Linked DNA regions of Homo sapiens: region 1 is linked to region 2. A link is a loop called in an ENCODE intact Hi-C map of the cell type or tissue named here. Cell type or tissue: PC-9. All regions are shown on one strand. Links, peaks and the distances in the headings refer to the core of each region. The heading gives the core; the rest is flanking DNA.

Region 1 (8,342 bases), core at 300-8,299, 66 kb before region 2:
CGTGCTCATTGGTCAAGCGATGATGGTCTCATCTATTCCACTTTATCAGCATGATTCCTGTCACTTAGTAGATACTCAATTGTTTTCTTTATTGCCCTGAACTATACTGGAATGCTTCACAGTTGTGATGGTTAATACTGAGTGTCAACTTGATTGGATTGAATGATGCAACGTATTGATCCTGGGTGTGTCTGTGAGGGTGTTGTCAAAGGAGATTAACATTTGAGTCAGTGGGCTGGGAAAGGCAGATGCACCCTTAATCTGGGTGGGCACCATCTAATCAGCTGCCAGCACAGCTAGAATTTAAAGTAAGCAGAAAAACATGAAAAGACTAGACTGGCCTAGCCTTTAACATCAGACTCCGACTTCCTGCCCTCAAACATCAGACTCCAAGTTCTTCAGTTTTAGGACTCAGACTGGCTCTCCTTGCTCTCAGCTTGCAGACAGCCTATTGTAGGGGCTTGTGATCGTGCAGGGTTGATATTTAATAAACTCCCCTTTACATACACATATACATATATATCCTATTAGTTCTTCCCTCTAGAGAACCCTGACTAATACAATAGTACTAAGGATAAGTGTATAAGTTCCAAGTATTTTGGCTGTTCCCTACCAAAAAAAAACGAGCAGCCCAGTTTCCTTGTGTCTTCTGCTCTGCCATTCCTCAAATATTTACACAAGAAAGCTCAAACAACCCACATTGCAGCCAGTAGGAAGGGGAAGAGGTGGAGGGGGGGCATACTCCCTCCCTTGAAGAAAGGCCCCTGGAAATACAACTCCCTCCTGCTCACATATCACTGCCAAGATCTTATCTTCACATAAGAAGTGGAGATTGGACAGCACTGAGTTGTATCTACCACATGCCTATTTTGTTTTAATCTTCCTCCATCATTCAATTATTTGAAAAGCTAGCAAGGGCATACGATAAAAAAATTTCAAAAAGTACTAAAGAGTCTACGTTACAAAGCAAGTCTCCCTCTAGCCACTATCCTCCAGTTCCCCAACTTCTCTACCCAGAGACCATTTCTTCTGTCTTTGCAGTCTATTCATCAAATAGACATCAAAATTTTAAACATTTTCTGTTATGAACCTGTCTTTCTGCCAGTCTCAACTAATTCCAGGCTTTTATCTCTTGAAATTACTCTCACAGATTCCTGCTACTCTTCTTGGCCAGCATTCTTTCCATCACCAAGTCACCCTTTCCCTCACTCTTGCAATTTTATGGCTTGTATAGTTTATGCGTAATTTAAAACAGTCCATTTAACCCATATGAATCAACCAACTTGAGCCCACTTAATATCAGGTTCTTATCAAAAGAGATGAGGGACCAATATATTGATGACTACACTAGGACAGTGAACGATGTAGCATTGATCCTTGTCATCCTGTTTCCCCAGCTCTGGTTCCAGATCCAAATATTTTTTTTACAATATGAGGATGAGCATGTTCTTCCTTTAAAGAGTTGATAGTTCAGTTTGAAACTAGTTAGAGAAATCACTGTGGACATCAACCCATTCTCTAAACATGATGGATAAGAAATCTGAATACAGCCCTGCCCAAGACCAGGTCTCGCAACTCTTTCAGTGTTCCCTTTCCTGCCCCAATCCTGTGCAATACAGTAGGCCAGAACCCACCATCCTCCAGGACGGCTGTCTCAGAAGTGGGAGGAAAGCCTTCTGTTGCCTCATTTACTCCTCAGATGAACTCAAAGAAGTAGCAGCTCAGTAATGGCTGGGGCACCAGCTTTAGCTTATTTGGGGAGACAAAGTTAATCAAATACTAGAAATCAAAATGTTTCACGGCCACTTAGTGTTAGTCTGTAACAAGTTATCTTAGAATTCTGCTTTCCTAAAATACATAATTTATATCAAAATGTTATTTTACTTTTACTCATAGTTGAATTGACCACAACAAACATTATTAGTTGTGAAATTCCCCCATGCAATGTTAAGATTTTAACATTTTAAATGCAATTAACATTTAAATGCAATTTTAAGAGCTTCACCTTGCTCATGATTTGGTTCTAATTTCTAATATCTACCTTTCCTAAATCTAGGATTCTCTGACTGTGTCTCTAGAAATATATTTGCATGTTTCTAGTGTTTCAAATCACACACAATTTTTGGCACACAACAGGAAGGAATGTAGTAAATTGTTTTCCAAACTGTTCCTCTCATTTGATCAGGATTAGATTGAGAGTAGTGATCCCACTGTTAGTTCTTCAGAAAGATCACTTTACTGAGTAAAGTGAATAAAAATGATTGAAAGTTCTATTTTCAGCTGAGTGAGACTTCCAAACAGTATCCCAATCATAGCACTACCCCATCACTATTATACCCAGTCTCTTTGATAGTTCTGTGATTAAATCTGGAATGACTGGCCAAAGAGCCTGTAGTATGTCCTGCAGAAATACCACTTCCATTCCTTTCTACTTTTATGTTCATTCAGTTACTCCATAATGAGAGCCACTCCTGGAACTTGAGAGCCACTCCTGGAACTTATGGCTTACTAGTAAATGTAAATCTGCCTTCTGCTAGATAGCTTCTACTATATTGGTATGGCATCTACAACGCAACCCATCCCATCAATCTCTTGATACCTACCATTTTGTGTTTACTGCTTGGTGTTGAAATCTCAAGATCATCTCCCCACTGACAGACAATTCAATTACAGTATCTTAAACAAGTTTTTTAGATGTTTCCTTCTATGCATAATAGGAACGTCCCCTCCTGAGGTATTTTTATTTCTCTACCCAAAACCAACCTATTATTTATCTGTATGATTTATCAAGACATTAGCCTAGTTTCCTTTTCCATTTAAAACTCTTGAGTTTATCTAATTCGCTGACATTTCTCAGGTCATGAATCAAAGATGACTTCATGGGCAGAAGAGCGTGAGGGGAATCCCATTCATGGAGCAAACGCCGGAGAAATAAAACCATGAGGAAACTTTGAGAGGAGAAGGATATCATGGACAAAGAGGGATTTGCAGGAAGTATGATGAATCACCAAATGCTAATGCACAGTCTTCACTTTAACTTTAGGAGGGCACATGGACGACATCATTCAAGAAAGATCCTGCATCATAGCTCTACGAAACATCAAAGTTGATCATTTCACCAATACCTTGTGAATTTCCAGCGAATTAATTTTTCTAGGCATCCCAAATATAATTTTTATTTTCTCAGGTGTTTGCCAATTTCTACATTTTACTTAACAATTAACATTGTACTTAAACAATTACCAAGTATTACATCTCTGACCATGACTCGGTATCCTGTAAGATACCATCTTTAGAAACCAGAACCAAACTTGCTCGCTGCAAGAAAGGGAATCAATCCACTCAATAGTCAACATAATCCTGTTTACAACTCTGCTTAAAATATTTCTTAAAAATCCAAGAGCTCCTCCCCAAAATAGGAATGTTTTGAAAATAAAACACATCATTGGCTTGTTTTTGCAATTAAATGAGATAACGAACATAAAGAGATACTACAATATAGGGTATATTATGCGCCCACAATCAATGTTTATGATCAACATTAGCTATATATATCTTATCCTGTATACATTCAATTTAAAATGATCACAGAACATGTTCTAAATTAGATGAGAAACATAAGAACATGAAAATGACTGCATGTGAAAGCTATAGATAAAATATCACCATTGCAAAAGCCAGAAAGAGACCAGTTTTTACCGTCTTCCCTACTGCCTAACTCTTAGGATACAACAGCATCAAAATTGGGAAACAGACTTGCTCATTGGGGAGTTCATGACAAATTCAGTTTATAAAATAAAATCAGAGGAATTCTAGAGACACTTTCCCTGGGATATATTTCATTTTTAAAAAAAGAAGAAATGATTTTAGCTCTTACCCCTAGCAGCTTGGCAATGAGCTAGTACGTTATTAAGATATCTGTCAAAAACAGCTCAGTTAGCAGGAACGGAGCTATAGAATGTATCCTTAGGGAACTTTCAAACCAATGCCATTAATGTAATATTACAAAACAGGAAACAAAATAGACAACACAAAAATAAAGGGTGAAGGCAAAACAACCTCATTATTAGCTGTAGGGTGAGACCTGAAAATTTCAGGCCATGTGATTCTTCAAAGGATGACTCATGATACCTGAAACGTGTAAATGACCCATGAGATAGGAATGTGGCCAGGAGAAGAAAAAAAAATAAAAATGCATAAAGACAAAGGAAGTCTGCTGCTCAGGCATAAAAATAAAAATAAAATAAAATAAAAAAATAAAAGAAACACTCCGTTTTTGCTTCCAAGGGCAAGCAATGGATATTTGAGAATGAACTCTTTCATCTCAACCACGTCCCAGTTCTCAGCAGGGCCCAAAGAGCTTCAGTCTAACAATGCTGGTTCTAGCCTGATATGTTCTCACCTTGAGACAGGCTATTCATGGCAAAAAAGAGGCAGGGCTGCTCAAGACAGGACAGGCATCCCACAAACATATCAGGAAAAGGACCATGACATTTCAGAAGGCCAAAGCACTCCAGTCCCTAAGAGCTGTTTAATTTGTTCTCCATCTATCTAATGGCATATATTTGGCCTCCTCTCCCTTGGACCACTGCTCCCAGTATCAGAGCCCAGGCATCTGAGGAGAGACTTTGGCCCGGTGCTTCCTCATATTTTCAGGTCCTCTTTCACTTCCATTCTTTGGCTTCAAAATGAGTACAAATTGACAAAATGGAATCATTTCTGCTTGGCACAGAGCTTGGCAACCAGATAACACCGGCAAAAAGCACCCGCATTTGCTCTCCCCAACATCCATCGGCATGCAAAGTTCCAAGATGGAAATTTGTTTCTCCTGCAGTTTTATGACACTTCTACTGCCTGATTATCCCACTTTATGGCAATTTGCATCGTTACGGGCCTGCGGCAAATGAAACAAATTGCCATAAAATGTTGGGAAAATCCTAAATCATGGCTCTGTCTGGCCTGCTGAATGATGACGCTGGGGTTGAATTCAGATGGTTCAGTTCATTTTGCTACAAACAGTCATGCCGGCCTTAATGGGTGTCACTGGCTCACACATCAGGCTGCGTGGTGACTACTAAATGAGGCAAACTAATAGAATTTTTTTTCCAATGCACTAAGCAAGTCTTCAGTAAAGAAAAACACATTGATTCCGAAGTTGTTTACTACCAACTAAATAGAACTCCTATAGCTTTTCCCACGCAGCCCACATTACAGCTAAATTAACAGCCCTCATATGTATCCATTCTACTAGTAGCAGACAAAAGTGCTTACACCATTAAGAATGTAAGTTGCCTCAGTCTAAATCATGATACAGAAGATTGTCTTTCTCATTTAACTGCCTAGCTATCAAAAGTTGTAATAGCAAGCATAGACAAGCCTTTCAAGAAAAAAATAAATGCACTGAAAGGTCATAAATAATTGCTACATTTTAATTTAATGGTGATGTGTAAGCTTTAAAATAAAGGAACAGGGGCTGATGGCTAGACATGCAAAAATGAGAGAGATTCAGGAAGGATGACAACTTTGATAAGTATTATGATCCATGTTGATCACAATCTTGGCTCTGCTTTTGACAACTTCTCACAGGAGTAAATTTATGAGAGGAGAATCTTCGTAGTAAGAAACTCTCTTGGCTCACAATATGGAAGATTCATTTGGACAATGAGGCTGAAATAAAAGCAATGAATTTTATTTCTCGGAACCTCCCGTATGTCACATCCTACTAATCTCTGAGTCATCCTCAATGTCCCAACACAAGAACCTTGCAGGGAATACTCAGCTTTTTCCACCCACAGAGATAACTCTTTCAGAACCACCCTTTCTTCCTCCATCTCCATCATGGATGTGTCTAGTGTCATGTAAAACAAATAGCCGAGAATACCTAGATGTGAAGAGAACCTGAAGGTGACATAGAGTCCTGGGTAGGGGATTCAAATCATGAGGAACAAGCTACATCAAGAATTTGCTTTCCAGACAATTGTATATGTTCTAGAAAGCAGAGAGCTTTTATGGAGACTGGTTTCACATTTCTTAAGACCCACACGCTTTTCATGTAATATTTGACTAAGAAGAGTCATTAAATTAACAATTATCATTTACATGGATTTAGTACATGCCAAGGAGTGTACTGAGAGGTTTAAATGATTAGTTGATTTAATTAGTCCACCTCTCCTTTAACCACTTATAGATAAGTAACCTAATTCTTAGGCTAAGTGACTTTCTCAAGGATGCATGGATAGTAAGTGGAAGGTCTAGAATCTAAACCAAGATCTAATCTCACCATTAATGACATGCTCTTCACCACTGCGCCACACAGCTGCATTGTAAAAATCAACTTTTCTGCTAAATTAATATTATTATTAGCTCAACAATAAAGTCCACAAGGATAAAAGATCCTTGCATAATTTTAACAAGTATCACACATTTGGCTTCTCCTGGATGATTTTTATGACTCATTAGTCTAGCCAATTTTTTTTCTAACTCATTTATCCTTTTCTATTTTGCTGTCATTTTCTAGATAAAGTATCAAATTCTCTCAATACAGAAAAATGAAAAATTTTTGACTCTGGCCTTTACTTTCCTTCTTGAACTTGCTCATTTTAGGTACAGAAACTACACCTGGTAAGCCAAGCCTGTAACACTAAGCAACTTAAAGTTCTTGAGTATTTGCTATTTATGGCAGTTCGAATTCTTGTTATATGTGACAAATAAAGGTGAATATTTCAAGACTCTACATATTTATTCTGATTTCCCTGAGGTTTCACATACATCCCTATCTGTTTGGTTTCTGAAGTGGGAAGCATAAAAGAATTTCTAGAAATCTACACTGCCTTGAACCACGGGTCCTGGTTTGCAGTTTCTAAAGCACTTGTTAAGTTTGTGAATCTATATTATATTTAGATTTTGAAGCATCACTTTGGCACATACTACATATTCAATCTCCTATTTGAGAGGAGCATAATTGAGCTAACATTATGTAGTGCCAACCAGATTTGTGTTTGACTTTAAACCAAGGGCTTGGTAGTTTTGGAACCCACCTGCATTGTTCAGTGGTAGTTTCCATCCATCAATACAGACACACTGGCAATTCCTCAGGAAATGCTCCCGATGCTTGTGTGCCATCAATATGACCCATGGGAACCAGACAAGCCACAAGTTTCCAATCTTTCTCTCAACTCTCCAAATGGGTAGCACAAATGCAAATTTATTTATCTTTTTTTGTGAGAAACAACCCAAATTATTTCGTGGTTCAAATATCTCTATTTAAAATATGCATTTGTAAAGATGCAAACTCATTAAACATTTTCTGTTTGAAACAACATTCATCAATTAACCTGCAGAAATAATAGCCACATCATGCTATCAATAATACTTTAAAACTTGCTTTCATTTTGAGGACTTGACCTATTGCTTATCATACATTGTAGGCAATCTCTAATAGGTTTTACCTATCAGAATCCTAGCTGAAATTTTCAAAGAATCCAGTCCATTAACAAGTTGTCTTAGAACTCTCATGAGTTGAGAGGAAGTGTATTATGGAGTTAAGAGCGCAGATTTGAATCTCTTTGGCTCAAAATTGTAATTCTGAATTGTGTGACTTTGGGCAGGTTACTTGCTTTTCAGATAAACTTCATATGTAAAATGGGAACATTAATAGCACCTACCTTATAAGATTACTGTGGAGATTAAACAGCATATAGGTGGTAGACACATCTAACTGTCTAATAAAACTTGTGTTCCCCCTTAGTATGATATTGTAAGTGGGAAGCAACTTCCTAGGCAGGAATCACATCTACCAATCACTCCTTGCATCCAGGGGTAATATGTCACCACCTTTCCCCAGTGAAATGCGAGGAGAAGTGATATATTTCTCTTCCAGGCCAGGACTTTTAAGTACCAACGTGTCCTGTCCCTAGCTTCTACTAGCTGAAGGCAAAGGATAACAATGTCCTGTGGGAAGATGTCTTCATGTGATAGAAACAGCCTGGATCACCGAGACACTATGAAAAGGAAAGTCACTCATCAACCAGGAGCACCCATGAGCTAAGAAAAACTTGTATTGTGAGAAGCCACTAAAATTTTGAGCTTTATTATAGCAGACAACATTATCCTACCTAATTCAACCTGCAAAGAGTTTAGCATAGAGCCTGGCATGTAATAGTTTTCAGAATGTTTGCATGCCTTTGACCACAACCTAAACACTGGGATCAGATTCAGGATGTTAAATTTTCTTTTTTTTTCTTTTTTCTTTTTTTTTTTTTTTCTCAGACAGAGTCTCACTGTTATTTAGGCTGGAGTGCACTGGCACAATCTTGGCTTACTGCAACCTCCGCCACCTGGGT
Region 2 (8,342 bases), core at 97-8,096:
AAGGTACGTACAGAGAGTTCCCATGTACCCTCTCCCCTCACACACATAACAGCCTCCTTTATTAAAAATATTTCCCACCAGTATGGTATGTTTGTTACAACTGAGGAACCCACATTGACACATCATTATCCCCCAAAGTTCATAGTTTACATTAGGGTTCACTCTTGATGTTGTACATTCCGTGGGCCATAAGGGGTCAATCCATCCTCGTGGGATCGTAAATAGGTAATGTGAAGCTTCCCATCTGACTGGGAGCCACCTGGGCTAAGGTCTTTTGACAGCAGGCGATGTTTCATGGATGCTTAGTGAATTGAAGATGAGCAAAAAATGCCCATTAGTTGCCTCTTTGGGCCCCAGCTCCTCTTTCCATGCAACAAAAAATGGCAACAAACAATCCCCCTGAATCGCCCCCCACCCCCTGCCATGGAAGAGATGAGCACCATCAAGGACAGGCAGCACTCACTCCCTCCAAGTACCTTCTTGTTTCCTAATGAACTTCAGCATTTCAATTCTTGGTATACACATCTTTAAAATGCCAGGCACCAGGCACCAAGCAATCCTCAAAAAAACAGACTTTTCCACAGTCTCCACCAAGGACTGCAGTCACCAGGGTGGTGAAATGGTCCAAGAACCTCTGACTGACAGCCCTGCCACAGAGCAGCACTTTGGGATTACTCCCACAACATCTTGCCTCCCCATCCACTTGACAGTTAAACAATACTTAGCGGAACGTGGTTTACAGTACAACTTAAAGTCAACAGTGGACTACGAGCCAGGGCCTGATAAGAAAAGAAAAAAATTAAACAAATCAATCATGAAGCTAATGTTAGAAAGGGAATGGAACTCGACAACAGAAACAAGGGAATGGAGATGCATCGCCAGTTGAAATTTGAGCAGAAATACAAAGTTGATGAAGCAGAAAGAGGCCAGAAACTCTTTGACATGAGGCTAAGCTGCCCTGCCTTTCTGCCCAGAACCAAGGCAAAGCTTTGCACATCTCCTGCAGTTCCTTTCTCTTGCACATCTGGGCTTCCCGCAGCCTAGGCAGCCACGGAGCACTTGGACGCCCTTAATAATAATGCTGGGTGCAGCCTTGTGTGCATCAGATATGAGGCTCCTCTCCAAGCAGAGCCCTCTGCCAAATGGGCCCCAGCACCTTGCCCCTTGCAGCCTGCTGATAATCTGCAGCTTGTCTGTAATTGTTGCGGGAACATGCACTTTCTTTCGCTGATGATTTTGGCATCCTCGCAGGACTCTACCCAAAAAGGCACTGAACAATGGGATGTGATTGTTTTGAAATGTACCCAACAGGAAGCCCTCCTCCGACACGCACTCAGGCCCCAGGCTTTAGGGATTGAACGGATTAATGGAGTTCAGCTGCAGTTTACAGTTTATCATCAACCAAGTGCTGCTCTGGCTGCCTGTCTTCCCTTCTCCAGCTTCTAAAGAAAAATAAAGGGAAAGAAGAAAGGAAGGAAAAGCAGCAGCCCCAGCACATTCACTGTATAACAATCTGAACAACGGAAAGGAAAAAAAATGCCCTCAGTGACCATGAAACTGACAAGGCTCCCCAAAATGGCTTCCAGCTTTCAGTTTGTCATGCAGAGCTGTCTCCCCTTCACTCTCCCAACCCTCTCCCCCGTTTATAATCATCGTTCAAAGTGGTGAAAGGCCTAATTGCCCCGAGCAGTGTGGTCAATCTTCCTGGAGATTTAGCTGCCTGCTTTCATCTGGCAGCCTGGGAGGGAACTCAGTATTTCCCTCCAGGCAATCTATATGGTCTAGCAGTTCACTGCGGAAAGTGGTGCCTTATCGATTTCTGCCATAGCATCCATGGCTGACTCAAGGATCAGAGGCTCTGACAATGACTAACAAGTTTAAACCATTAGTCCCATTTGTAACTACTCAGCGAAAGGCTTGTCAGTCACCGCGTACCATATACTGCAGCTTTTAGCAGATTTCTAATCCCATTCATTTTGCCACAATGACCCCTGTAGTTAATGGGGGTTATCGGAAAGTGGTGCCTTTTTCTTCTTCTTCTTCTTCTTTTAGGAACATAAAAACCATTTCGGTTCTGATGTTTCAAAATAGTGATGCAGGAAATGATCAGTGTCCCTCTTAGGAGAAAACCTGTATCCTGGTGTACGGTACGATATGTCTGATCCTGAAAACGCAGACAGAGTCAGGTGGCAGAGAGTGATTCATCAGAAACAGATCCTCTCTGTCTTACCCCTGTCTTACTTTTATAGAGGTTTGTCTTAACACCTGTTTTCTCCTCCCTCTGACCTAGAAGTGGATCATTTTCCTGTGAGAAACTTCTCTCTTTCTGGATAACTAATCACCCCACAGGCTAAAGCCTGTTACGTAAAGTGTGGTCCCCTGAATCAGCATCACCCAAGAGCTCGTTATAAATGCACAATTTCAAGCCTAGCCTTAGACATTCTGACTTACAATCTGTGTTCTAACCAAATCCCTGGATGATGGCTGTGCATTTGAAGGCTTGAGAATCACTGGTCTAAAGAAGCTATGTTTTTTCACTTTTACATTAAATACAGCAAAATTTAACATTTCCACTATATATTAGGATATTTTTAAGAAAAAAATGAGATTTTCTGCATAATAGTTCCAGTGATAGTCTCCTTGTAGTTCTGACAATCGAATGTTTTTCATCTTCATATCCACAGTCACTAATCCAGTACCTGGTGGAGGGTTAGTACAAGATAAATAGTTGTTGAACTATTCATGAACATATGTTGAATTCACAAGAATGAACAAATGAATGAGAATGAAGAAAGAAATGTGATGTGTCTCTCAGTGATATAGAGAGCCAGGACTGACGAAAAATGAGAAAGCTGGCTCAGAGGACAAGCCTCTCCATTCATTTTTTATGGATATTTAATAGTTACATATATTTTGGGGGTACATATGATTTTGATACCTGTATACAATGTACAATGATCAAATCAGGGTAATTGGAATATCCATCACCTCAAACATTATTCTTTCTGTTGGGAACATTATAACTTTTCTATCTATTTTGAAATATACAATAAATTGTTGTTAACAATAATTTCCCTGCCATACTTTTGAATACTAGAACTTATTTCTTCTAACTGTATGTTTATACTTGCCCATCAACCAACCTGTCTTCATACCCTTCTCCACACCGCCTTCTTCCCAGCCTCTGAAAACCATCATTCTACTCTCAATTGTCATGAGATCCACTTTCTAGCTCCCTCATATGAGTGAGAACATGCAGTATTTGTTTTGCTGTGCCTGGTTTATTGTCCTTAACATAAGGACCATCTGTGTTGCTGCAAATGACAGGATTTCACTCTTGTTTATAGCTGAATAATATTCCATTATGTATATGTACCACATTATCTTTATCCATTTATCCATTGATGGACACTTAGGTTGCTTCCAAATTTTGGCTATTGTGTATAGTGCTGTCATAAGCATGGGAGTGCAGATGATATCTCTTAGATATAAGGATTTTCTTTCTTTTGGATATATGACCAGCAGTGGGAATGCTGGATCATATGGTAATTCTATTTTCAGTTTTTTGAGAGTCCATTTTTTATTGTCTAAACTAAATGCTCACACCACCAAGTTGATCCCATCCTAAGAATGGACTGAGACAATGCACTAGGTGGGGCTTTTCCTAGAGCATCTCTTTCTTTCCACGTCTTGGTCATTCTCCTCCCATTTCTGCTGCTTACTCTCTCTCCTCTCACCATCATACAGAGTCTCTCATATGTTTGTTTGTTCTGATCATCAGTCTCCATCTCTTAAAATCCTGTGCTCAGCCAGATAGACTAAAGTATCTGAAAACCAACACACTAAAATGGAAGTGACAGTTAAGAAGAGACTATGTTGAGGGCTATTTCTTGACAACCTGGAAATCATACCACCTAGGTAGTCTATTTTATCTAGGAGGCAGATCAGCTCTATTGCTGCCAAATTAACACCAGAAAAAGGCAAAGTAACTTTCCTACATGACGTTTATGGAAGAGATTTCCTTATGTAGCTGCTTCTTCTCTAAAGCCTGGCCCCTCAAATTTCCAAGGAATGTGTTTCCATAATGTGACCACCTTGGCTCGTGTTTAGACACTGGTCATAAAAAAGTATTTGTGGGGAAGACTTGCTTCCATCTTATCTCAAAAAAATTAAAACATATAAATTTAAATGTAGGGCAAATTTGATGGGAAAGTTAAAGACCAAAGCCATCTGAATCTTCAGGCTGAATTGTTTTTTAAGCCTAAGACAAGGACTTGGGAAATAAAATTATCTTCTTCCAGTGATTACCTTTGGAAACAATTATTTCTGGAGCTTTCATCTATGGACTGCCATGTTGTGACTACTTAATTGCTGCCTGAAAAATAGAAAGCTGATTATGTGTTTTTATTTTAAGGTAATCCTTTGACATTTTGAATAGTTACAAAAATAGGTTGTTTTGTGAGTTGCTAGCGAGAACCAGCAGGAAATTATTTCATTCGGGGGCAGATGGTGCTGGTGACTATACAAAAAGGGCTGGGTAGACAGCAGGGCAAGAGTAGACAAGTACACACACGCACAGAAGCTGAGGATGCCACAATTCTATGTTGTCTGAATTCTCAGCCTGCATCTGTATACCTTAAATAAATTATTCATAGATTTCCCACATCCAAGTTAAAAAGTGCTTTCAGAGTCAGGGTCTCCTCCCCACAACCCACCCACTATAAGTTTTAATATGTAATTGGAGAGCATGTAAAATAAATGGAAATGTCATTTGGCTTGTAACAAAAGACCTAAATCATAACGGATTATTGAGCGGCATCTTGTGGTCCAAAGTGAGTATGACACTCACGGAAAGCCAGTTGGCTTGCTGGCATGCCACTCCAAAATGTGTTAACGTCACCTCATATCTGGCTTTTGATAAAGTTAATAAGGGGCTGTGCAAGGTTATCAATGCAGCCTTATCATTATGCCACCTTAAAATATTTTTGTGAATGAGCATATTAACTTATAATTAATCATCATGCATTAATGTAAATGTATCCATGTAGGCACGTTTAATCAGCGCTCTTTCTCTTTCACAATATTTTAATAACAGAGCACTAAAGGAGACTTGCAAGATATGAAGTAACAAGAGCAGTGTTTATAATCTAAGCCACTTCAGCAGAATTTAAAAATTAATGTTTTTCTATGAGATGATATATGAAACCATTCAGTCATTTACTAAGTAAAATCCACTTTCTCTATATTCTACAAAACCATAGGAAAAGAAGAAACTACCCCTCCTTAGTATCTTTCTTCCCTGTGTCCCAGAGAATCATGTGGATTTTGACTATGAAATAAGTTAATGGACCTTCATAAACAGAGAGACAGAACCCAGACACAGCAGCTATATATCCAATAGGCTTTTTTTTTTTTTTTAATTCAGGCTCTTGCTCTGTCACACAGACTGGAGTGCAGCGGTGTGATCACGGCTCACACGTACCCTTGAACTCCTGGCTCAAGTGATCCTTCCACCTCAGCCTCCTGGGTAGCTAGGCTCAGCTCAGGCGCACTGCTGTGCCTGGATAATCTTTAAATGTTTTGTAGAGACAAGGTCTCGCTATATTGCCCAGGCTGGTCTCAAACAACTGGCTTCCAGATATCTTCCTACCTCGGCCTTCCAAGATACTGGAATTACAGGCATGAGCCACTGCAGCCGACATCCAGGGGTGTTATTTTTATAAGACAGTAAGACAGCCAGCTGACTGCCAGTTCAATTTTCAAAAATCTATTCAATATTTTAAAATTTCTCATTGTAGACATGATTTGGCCACCATGGCATCATAAACAAAAAAAAATACCTAAACAAAGGCAGAATATGAGCTATCAAGTCGAAACTCAGATATCAAAAAAGTACTGAGGGCATTCAGTAGTTCTAATAAATTCTATATTATTTCTAGCTCAAAATATTAATGTGTGGGTCAAAAATCCCAGTATATGCTGGGAAAGCATTATTGCTTTTCACCAACCTACTATAACAAATTGCTTACGCTTTCTGGCACTTTAATTCTTCTTCTGAATAAAGAGAGGGCTTTCTATCGCTAACACATCATATTATTTTAAATTTTGTAAGCTCTGACATTAAAAGTGCTACCGAAAACAAAAGACACCTGTGTAAATAAATTTGCTATATGTATCAGATAAGGTCTAAATGGGGGAAAAAGCATTCAAATATGTAAAGCAGAAAGAATTTAGTACAGAGAATTGGTGACACTGGTGATAGAAGAACTGAGAAGCTCAGTGACAAATGTCAAACAGTGAAGCAACCCAGAGATTAGCAACAACAGGAAGCCAATACCACCCCTTCTTTTTTATTTTTATTATTTATTTATTTATTTTTAAGACAGAGTCTCGCTCTGTTGCCCAGGCTGGAGTACAGTGGCATGATCTCAGCTCACTACAACCTCTGCCTCCTGGGTTCAAGCGATTCTCCTGCCTCAGCCTCCTAAGTAGCTGGGATTACAGGCACCTGCCACCACTCCTGGCTAATTGTTGTGTTTTTAGTAGAGACGGGGTTTCACCATGTTGGCCAGGCTGGTCTCTAACTCCTGACCTTGTGATCCGCCCGCCTTGGCCTCCTAAAGTGCTGGGATTACAGGAGTGAGCCACCGCGCCTGGCCACCACCCCTTCAATAGAGGGACAACTGGAGGAGGCAAGGGAAGAGATATTCCCAAGGCCACAGAAGAAAAGATGAAAAACCATGACTTCTTCCTTCCACCAATCCTCTGAGCTCTCTTCAGTGCTTCCCACTGGCTAAATACTGCTGGAAAACAGCATGTTAACTAGTGACTCTCCAAGAAAAACAAGCCCTGATTCGTAGCATTTGCTGATTTCCATAGCATGAATACTCTCACTTGGCAAATTTCAAGCTACTGCTTGTATGCTCCATGAATGTGAAGTTGAGGAGAGATGCACAATGATGGCACACTGTTATGTAGTGTTTCCCATAAATACAGATATACCATAACCTCTAGAGCGCAGACAGTCAAAAGAAGGGTAGCAAAATAATTAGGAAATGATACATTTGGAATAGATATTACCATTGCTTTTTAGTATACAATAACTTATTTAACGTAAGTTTAGATAACTTAATTTTAATGGTGATATTAACCAGTGTGAACAACCAGTTCACAGGATCTCTGAATATTTGTCAACTGGCTCTCACACATTGAAAAGAGCCAGCTCCTGCAAACCCTGTCAGATAACAAGGAACCCTAGAAAAAGTCGTCTAAAAGTGGTCCATCCAATACAATGCAGGACAGAGCAGGAAAGAGCATGGAATAAAGCTGAGGGCAAACAGATGCAGAAATGGTGCATTATAAATCAGCACACGCCAAACACTGCTTAAATCCAGCGAACAAGAAGGAACTGAGCATCTCTATAACTGACTACCTGCTAAACCCTGGTTAGATGGATCATAATTAGGTTCACAAAATACTTACCAGGAGAAATACGTGCCTATGGGTTGATCCCACTGGTCATTTACAATTATTTTGTCTGTTTTATTTTTTCTATTGTCTTTTGAAGATGTCAATCTTCAGAGCATCACATATTAAGAAGTAGAAAGTGTACCAGTAATTTCTGCAATGAAATTTTGATTGATTTCTCTATCACATTTTTTGGCAAATTGATTCATCATGATGAGTCTGTGATGAGATGCCCAGTGACAGAAAGAACTCAGAAATGTTTAGAGAAATAAAGAGTGTTGTTTAGGTATGGTTTGTTTTCTCTTTTGTGAACCTTGGGAAAGTCACTTAGCCTCCCAGGCCTCAGTTTCCTCATTTATAAAATGAGAAGTGAAGAAGTTCAATTAGATAATCTCTATGGTGGTGTCTGGCAATTATGCTCCGTGATTTTATTATGGTGTGTGTGAATTCAGGATGAATATTTTGTTCTATTTCTTTTCCCTTTTTTAAAAATTCTTCTCACCGACCTACTGTATTTGGCATAGATCAGTCCTTTTGATCAAAAGCATAAGCCGAGTGGACATAAAAATAGAAAAAGCAAGGAAAGATAAGTGAGCGGTTCCAATGACAATCAGGAATCTTTTGTAAATGGCCACATCTTGGGAAAGCCTGATCCAGCTTATTTTCTGGGAACTAATGATCAGCTGAGATGAGTTGCTGATAGGCTGCAAAGGCAAGGACCATTAACACTTGATTGTCACTAATTCTGAGTCAATGTCCCATTTCAAAGTCATTAGTGGTATTAAAAACTGCAACAGCGCATACACACAAAGAAAAAAGAAAGAGAGAAAGCATTAGGATATTCTTAAGATTAACATATTATTACTGAAATACAA

What was found. Hi-C counts contacts between places; a loop is a spot of excess contacts. Peaks named below come from ENCODE experiments on the same cell type or tissue, not always from the same donor. Only the 100,000 strongest peaks of a DNase experiment are listed, where the experiment ranks them.
Region 1: a loop joins it to region 2, with 4 times the contacts of the local background. A loop is called at or near these places in 2 of 110 quality-filtered maps.

Annotation. Positions count from the first base shown.
Region 1 is chr9:78,664,408-78,672,749 of GRCh38, reverse strand. No RefSeq gene overlaps it. Among named protein-coding and RNA genes, the nearest start is that of PSAT1, 370 kb to the right of the region's middle. In PC-9, for the core only: no CTCF peak of the experiment used is centred there; a DNase peak (open chromatin) is centred at 4,149.
Region 2 is chr9:78,598,618-78,606,959 of GRCh38, reverse strand. No RefSeq gene overlaps it. Among named protein-coding and RNA genes, the nearest start is that of PSAT1, 310 kb to the right of the region's middle. In PC-9, for the core only: CTCF peaks have their summits at 4,586 and 4,788 (motif pointing left); no DNase peak of the experiment used is centred there; H3K27me3 peaks cover 1,378 bases.